Regions from separate parts of the Homo sapiens genome. Here region 2 is linked to region 1. A link is an interaction called in ENCODE POLR2A ChIA-PET data of the cell type or tissue named here. Cell type or tissue: OCI-LY7. All regions are shown on one strand. Each heading gives the region's core, and the rest is flanking DNA. Links, peaks and the distances in the headings are about the cores only.

Region 1 (2,915 bases), core at 154-2,653:
GTTTGTGCCATTGCACTCTAGCTTGGGCGACAGAGCGAGACCCTGGCTCAAAAAAAAAAAAAAAAAAAAAAGAACGAGTACAGATCGTTGCTCCATTTTAAAACAACAGCCTGTTTTGTGCAGATCAGCTTCATAGTAAGATGTGGTATTTGTGGACCTAGGTCTGTGTGATATTTTTCTTTCTTCTTTTCCTGAAAGTCTTTATAATTCAAATATAGAATTAGATTCTTCAAGTGTTTTTTTTGTTTTTTGTTTTTTTTAAATCTGTAGAATTCTAGCAAATTGGTTAAAAGTCAAGTTCATGGGAGATGAAGGCTCAGTGGATGACACATCCAGCGATGCTGGTGGGATTCAGACGCTTTCGCTTTTCAACTCACTTAGCAGCAAAGGGGATCAGATGATTTCTGTTAACGTGTGTATAAAGGTGAACTATAATTACTTTGTGTTTACTTCTGTGTTTTCATTACTTTCACTTACTCCCAGATATCACTGGAACCATGCAAATACTGCTTATTCCCTAATGTGGTTTTGAAAGACTGGGAGGCTCAGAAGCAAGTATTATGTCTGTCCGTACATGTCGTTTAAAAAATTTTTTTAAGCCAGTCAAATTGAGTAGTGGGCACCAAGCCCAGCCTGCTTCTTTACTTTTTCTGTTTTAATACTATATATTGGATTTCCTAAATGTAATATGTACACAAAACTTTTAAAAAATGAGGAAATGTAAAAGAAGTATAAAGATGATGATAAGAGCCATCCATGCTCTTGCCATTCTGAGGTAACAGTAACTTCTTGGTGCAAATTCTTCCCTTTTCCTGGGATTACAAAGTCACATTTCATCTACTGGAAATTAGTTTACTGCTGCTGTTACCTTCATTTTCATTTAAGAAAGTAACACTTCCGTGTACTTAAAAAGAAGTCAAATAATGCCACCCACGTGATTTAAAATGAGACATAGTAGCTCCTCCTTCCTCTCTTAACTCCTTTCTTCAGGGCTGCATTTTTCTCCTGTTTCCAGATCACACACTTACACAGCCATTTCTCAGTTTATCCATTTAAATGTTCTCTGCTGACTTCCCATTAATATAAATGTATTAGTTACCTTATTCCTAAATAACTAATTACTCCTAACATAGCAGCTTAAAATAATGTCTGTTATCATGGTATCTGTGGGTCAGGAATCCAGGTGTAGCTTAGCTTGGGTCTTCTGGCTCAAGGTTTCTCATGGGTGGAAATGAAAATGTTGGCTAGGATTGTGGCCTCATCTGAAAGCTTGACTGAAGGGTATCTACTTCCCAGCTCACTCTAGTGAGCTTGTGTCAGGATTCACTTCCTTGCAGGCTGTGGCCAAAGACTTCCTCAGTTCCTGCCACATGGGCCTCTCCCCAGCTGACAGCATGGCAGCTGGCTTTCATCAGAGTGAGCAAGAGGTGAGCCTAGATGGAAGTCTGAGTGTGTTTATAACCTAAACTTAGAAGTGACATCCTGTTGCTTTTGTTGGCTTCTGTCTGTCAGAAGTGAGTGGCTAGGCCCAGCTCACGGGGCAGGAGATCACACGTGGGCATGAACACTAGGTGGAATCAGGGGGGTCCTCTTGGCCACTGCATACCATACTAGGTACAGCGTGGCCTCTTGTGCCATGGTCCTTGCTCGGCCTTCCACGTCTTCCCGGGATAGCTACACTAGCACTTTGTATTACTTCAGTGAGTGGGGTCATATTTTGATGGCTCTGTGACTGCTATTCACCTCAGAACCAGTAGTGTTCTATAACCACAATTATTTTTTTCCTGCAAGAAATAGAGTTGCCTTATTGTCTCACTTAATGTAGTTCTCTTTATCTCTTTAATTTTACTGGGGGGCCGTATATATCTCGGTAGAGTTTTCCAAATGTTCTGTCACTTCACTTGATCCATCCATGTTCCCTCTGTCCTGGAACTCTCATCTGTGGGCTGGTCTCCATCCAGGCAACATGTGCCTTAGTGCCATCATTGTGAGCATATGTGTCCCTGCTCCTCCACTTGGAAGCTCTGTGACCTTGGGCAAGTTCCCTAGCGTCTCTGCCACCTGTGTATGGGTACTGTTACTTATTATCCCTATTTTACTCAGAGACGGTAAAATAAACTGCCCAAGCCTCTGCAGGTGCTGTCTGGTGGAGATGCTCATCTGGCTCTTGAGGATAAAATGAGTGCAAACACAGACTGCACAGGACAGTGCCTGGCACAGGCCAGGTGCTTGCTCAGTGTTGCCATTAGCAGCAGCTGCAGTATTTTTTCTTGGTTCAGCCCCTTGTTGGATGTTATATGTCATGCGAGGGGAATTTTCTGAGTCTTTTCCATTATGAAAATGATTTTATTAACAAAATACCTTAAGCTGGGGGAAAGAAAAAGAAAATGCATTTATTTCATTCTGACATTTGCTTCATAGTTTAGCTACGTTTGTAAAATTATAGGTAGAAAATTATTTTCCTGGCCGCGCATAGTGGCTTATGCCTGTAATCCCAGCACTTTGGGAGGCCGAAGTGAGCGGATTGTTTTGAGTGCAGGAGTTCGAGACCAGCCTGGGCAACGCGGTGAAACCCTGTCTCTATAAAAAATACAAAAATTAGCTGGGCATGGTGGTGTGTGCCTGTAGTTCTAGTAGCTTGGGAAGCTGAGGTGGGAAGATTGCTTGAACCTGGGAGTTCGAGGCTGCAGTGAGCCGTGATCGCACCACTGCACTCCGGTGTTGACAGAGGAAGACCCCGTCTCAAAAGAAAGAAAATTATTTGCCTTCCAGTTTTGCTCCACTGTCACCTAGCATCCATTGTTGCTGTACCATTCCTGTTCCTTTCTGTGTGGCCTGGTTTTCTCTGTGGAAGCCTTTTCTCTCTGTTCATGGCGTCCTAAAAATTCACTTTGTTACACTGGCACTGGACTAGC
Region 2 (2,915 bases), core at 211-2,710, 310 kb before region 1:
GCACACACTGTATGCACCACCATCGTTCATCAAGATGAAACTAAGTCAGATCCTATGACAGCATCAGGTAAGAAACGTTCTTGCCAGTAGATGGATAACTTGTCTTCTATCTGTCCCTATCCCTCTAAAAACCAAATGTCACATGGGTCATCGGGTAAGAAACGTTCTTGCCAGTAGATGGGTTACTTGTCTTCTCTCTGTCCCTGTCCCTCTAAAGAACCAAATGTCACAGGGGCCACTCTTATTCTTCCTGGTTGTGTGACAGATAAAGGGATGTTAACTGCAGCCCTGGGGACACGGGCGCACAGAGATAGACACTGAGCTCCCCTGGGAGGCACGCCCGGAGTGGGGCACACAGCTCTCCTCTTCCTCTTGGTGCAGATGGCCCAATGTAGCCAGCTGTCCTCTCATGTGCCCATCCAGGTGTCCCGGTAGGCCTGACTTGGCCCCGCCGTCCTCTAATGCCTGGGTCCCGGGGGTGCATAGTCAGTGCAGACCTGGTTTGCATCACTTTGCCACTGGGTATCCATGGGGCCCAGGCAGGCTGGGAGCATTACCTGTCATGGCGCAGTGCCCGCATGTCCACGTAGACGGTTGTGGGGTCCGGGCCAGCTGTGCCCTGGAAGGAGAGCAGCAGAGGAACTTCTGTTCAGGGGCCTCACTTAACATCTTGTTTCTACAGGTACAGCTGCATGGCAGCTCCTCCCTGGCCCCCGGGGACACCCAAGAAGGTAGCAGCTCTGCTCCCTGCAGTGAGTCCGCCTAGGGGTTCAAGGTCCCCCAGGCAGTCTGATGCTTTCCATCCAAACATCCACAGAGCTTGATAATATTGAGCGAAACACTCAATGACTCTGAAAACACCAAATCATGCCACTTTACATTTCAGTTCTAACAACTTTCTATTCCCACTGGTCTCTTGCTGTGATGAAAACACCATTAGGATTTGAGGGGCATTTCCACCATGCTGTCAGGCAGGGCCTTGCCTCTCACCAACCAGCCTAATTCTACCGGGGACTGCTCGCAGCCGAGACTCACTCAGGTGAGATGGATGGCAGCCTTCACCTTTCTACTCTCTTCCTTTCTGAATCTTACAGTTAACATTAATCCCGACTAAAGGACATTATGTGTCATTTTATTCAATAAGGAACATCAATTAAATGAGTACTCTGATCAACATCACCCTTAAAGATCCCAGACAACATAACCTGTGTCTGCACTGGAATTAAACACCTCTGCACTGGAACTAAACACAGCCCTTCCTCCCAAGGCAATGCTATGAGCATTAACATTTTTTGAAAATAGTTTTACTTTTAAATTTGGTTACAAGGGAGCTTTTGTAATATGTCAAGTAATATCCACTGTGAACAAAGTAAGACAGCAAAAGAAACATGTTTGTCTAGAATTCACGAGAAAGTCACATGAACTCATGGGAGGGGGAAGCACAGAGGCACCAACAAGGTCAAGGTCAAGGTCATACCTGCTCAGCCAGCTTTCCCAGCCTGTTGGGCTGACAGAGGCCAAGGAGGCAGCAGAGTGAGACAGGGAGGAGACAGCCACAGGAAACACACACAGAAGCAGCAGCCACATGAGAAACACAGGGAAAGAGAGAGCAAAACCCACCTCTGTATCTTAAAGAGCAAACGTGAACATCCCATTAACATCATTTCTGCAATCATGTGTGGCATCCATACCCTTCCGACGTCTAGCAAGGAGGCCCCAGGCTTGCAGACGCAGAGCCGCTAACACAAAGGCCGGCACCCACGCTCAGCCACAGCCTACACAGGAAGCGAGCTCACAAAAGGCTCCCGCCCGATCTCCTCTGCTGCGTGACAAGGGTCTGAGGCTTGAGTGGTCAGGGGTCTTTTTGTGGTGAAGAGGGTGTGAGCAGAGCCCCCGCCCTGCCCTGCGTGCACTGCCACTGTGATGGGGAGGCACAAGGCCAAGCAAACACTTTGGAAACAGAGACAGACCTGCACTCAGCCCTGCTCTGGCACGGACAGGTGCCATTTCCTTCCAGCTATTCTTGTACTATGTGGGTGAATAAGGCGTTCAATATGTAGGGTTATCTAAAAAGCCATTTGGTTTTAAGATGTTTTTAGAAAGAAATGAAATTGAGATACTAGTACAAAATCTGGGCAACAGCTGTAGCTATCTGAGGAAGCAATAAACAGAACTGCCGTGAGCTCTTCAATCTCTGAAACTTGGTGCTACCTATGTTTTTTTTTTTTTTTTTTTTTTTTTTTTGAGACAGGGTCTCGCTCTGTCACCCAGGCTGGAGTGCAGTGGTGAGATCTTGGCTCGCTGCAACCTCCTCTTGCCAGGTTCAAGCGATTCTTGTGCCTCAACCTCCCAAGTAGCCGGGACAACAGGCGCGCACCACCAGCCAGCTAATTTTTGTATTTTTAGTAGAGACGGGGTCTCATCATATTGTCCAGGCTGGTCTCGAATTCCTGACCTCAGGTAATCCGCCTGCCTCAGCCTCCCAAAGTGCTGGGATTATAGGCATGAGCCACCACTCCTGGCCTGAAACTTGGTGCTTCCTTTTAATAAGACATTTCATGGTTTCAGAAATGAATTTGAGTCAACACAAATTACCACATTTATTAATGTTTCAATTTAATATTGCTAGATATCTTAAAACAGTAAGTTCAATCTTGCTTTAAGAACTTAGCTGTGTTTTATATCTAACTTAGAGAGTCTTACAGTTATTAGTCACTGTTCAAAAACAATGTGTTTTTTTTCCAAATAAGCCTTTCTCCAACTAGAATAGAACATCTTTAAAAATAAAACCCTTGAAGCTAAAATGTTACATGGAAATGAGATATCAAAGGCCCAGAGAAGGAGAAATAGATCAGGCGGCTACAAAACGGCACATTAACAACTGGGAAACTGGGTCTCCATGCTGCCAACAGCCA

What was found. ChIA-PET counts read pairs that join two places held together with the same protein. Peaks named below come from ENCODE experiments on the same cell type or tissue, not always from the same donor. Only the 100,000 strongest peaks of a DNase experiment are listed, where the experiment ranks them.
Region 2: POLR2A ChIA-PET joins it to region 1 with 6 read pairs; 1 of 35 experiments calls an interaction of 5 or more read pairs at or near these places.

The regions. Positions count from the first base shown.
Region 1 is chr21:46,249,038-46,251,952 of GRCh38, reverse strand. MCM3AP (minichromosome maintenance complex component 3 associated protein) reads left to right here. Exons shown (of 28, transcript NM_003906.5): 20 at 271-424. MCM3AP-AS1 (MCM3AP antisense RNA 1) reads right to left here. Exons shown (of 4, transcript NR_110565.1): 4 at 252-2,367. Among named protein-coding and RNA genes, the nearest start is that of MCM3AP-AS1, 21 kb to the right of the region's middle. In OCI-LY7, for the core only: no CTCF peak of the experiment used is centred there; a DNase peak (open chromatin) is centred at 1,402; H3K27ac peaks cover 2,161 bases.
Region 2 is chr21:46,558,426-46,561,340 of GRCh38, reverse strand. It overlaps DIP2A (disco interacting protein 2 homolog A), which reads right to left. Exons shown (of 38, transcript NM_015151.4): 33 at 558-619. Among named protein-coding and RNA genes, the nearest start is that of S100B, 45 kb to the left of the region's middle. In OCI-LY7, for the core only: no CTCF peak of the experiment used is centred there; DNase peaks (open chromatin) are centred at 700 and 1,760; H3K4me3 peaks cover 1,666 bases; H3K27ac peaks cover 2,103 bases.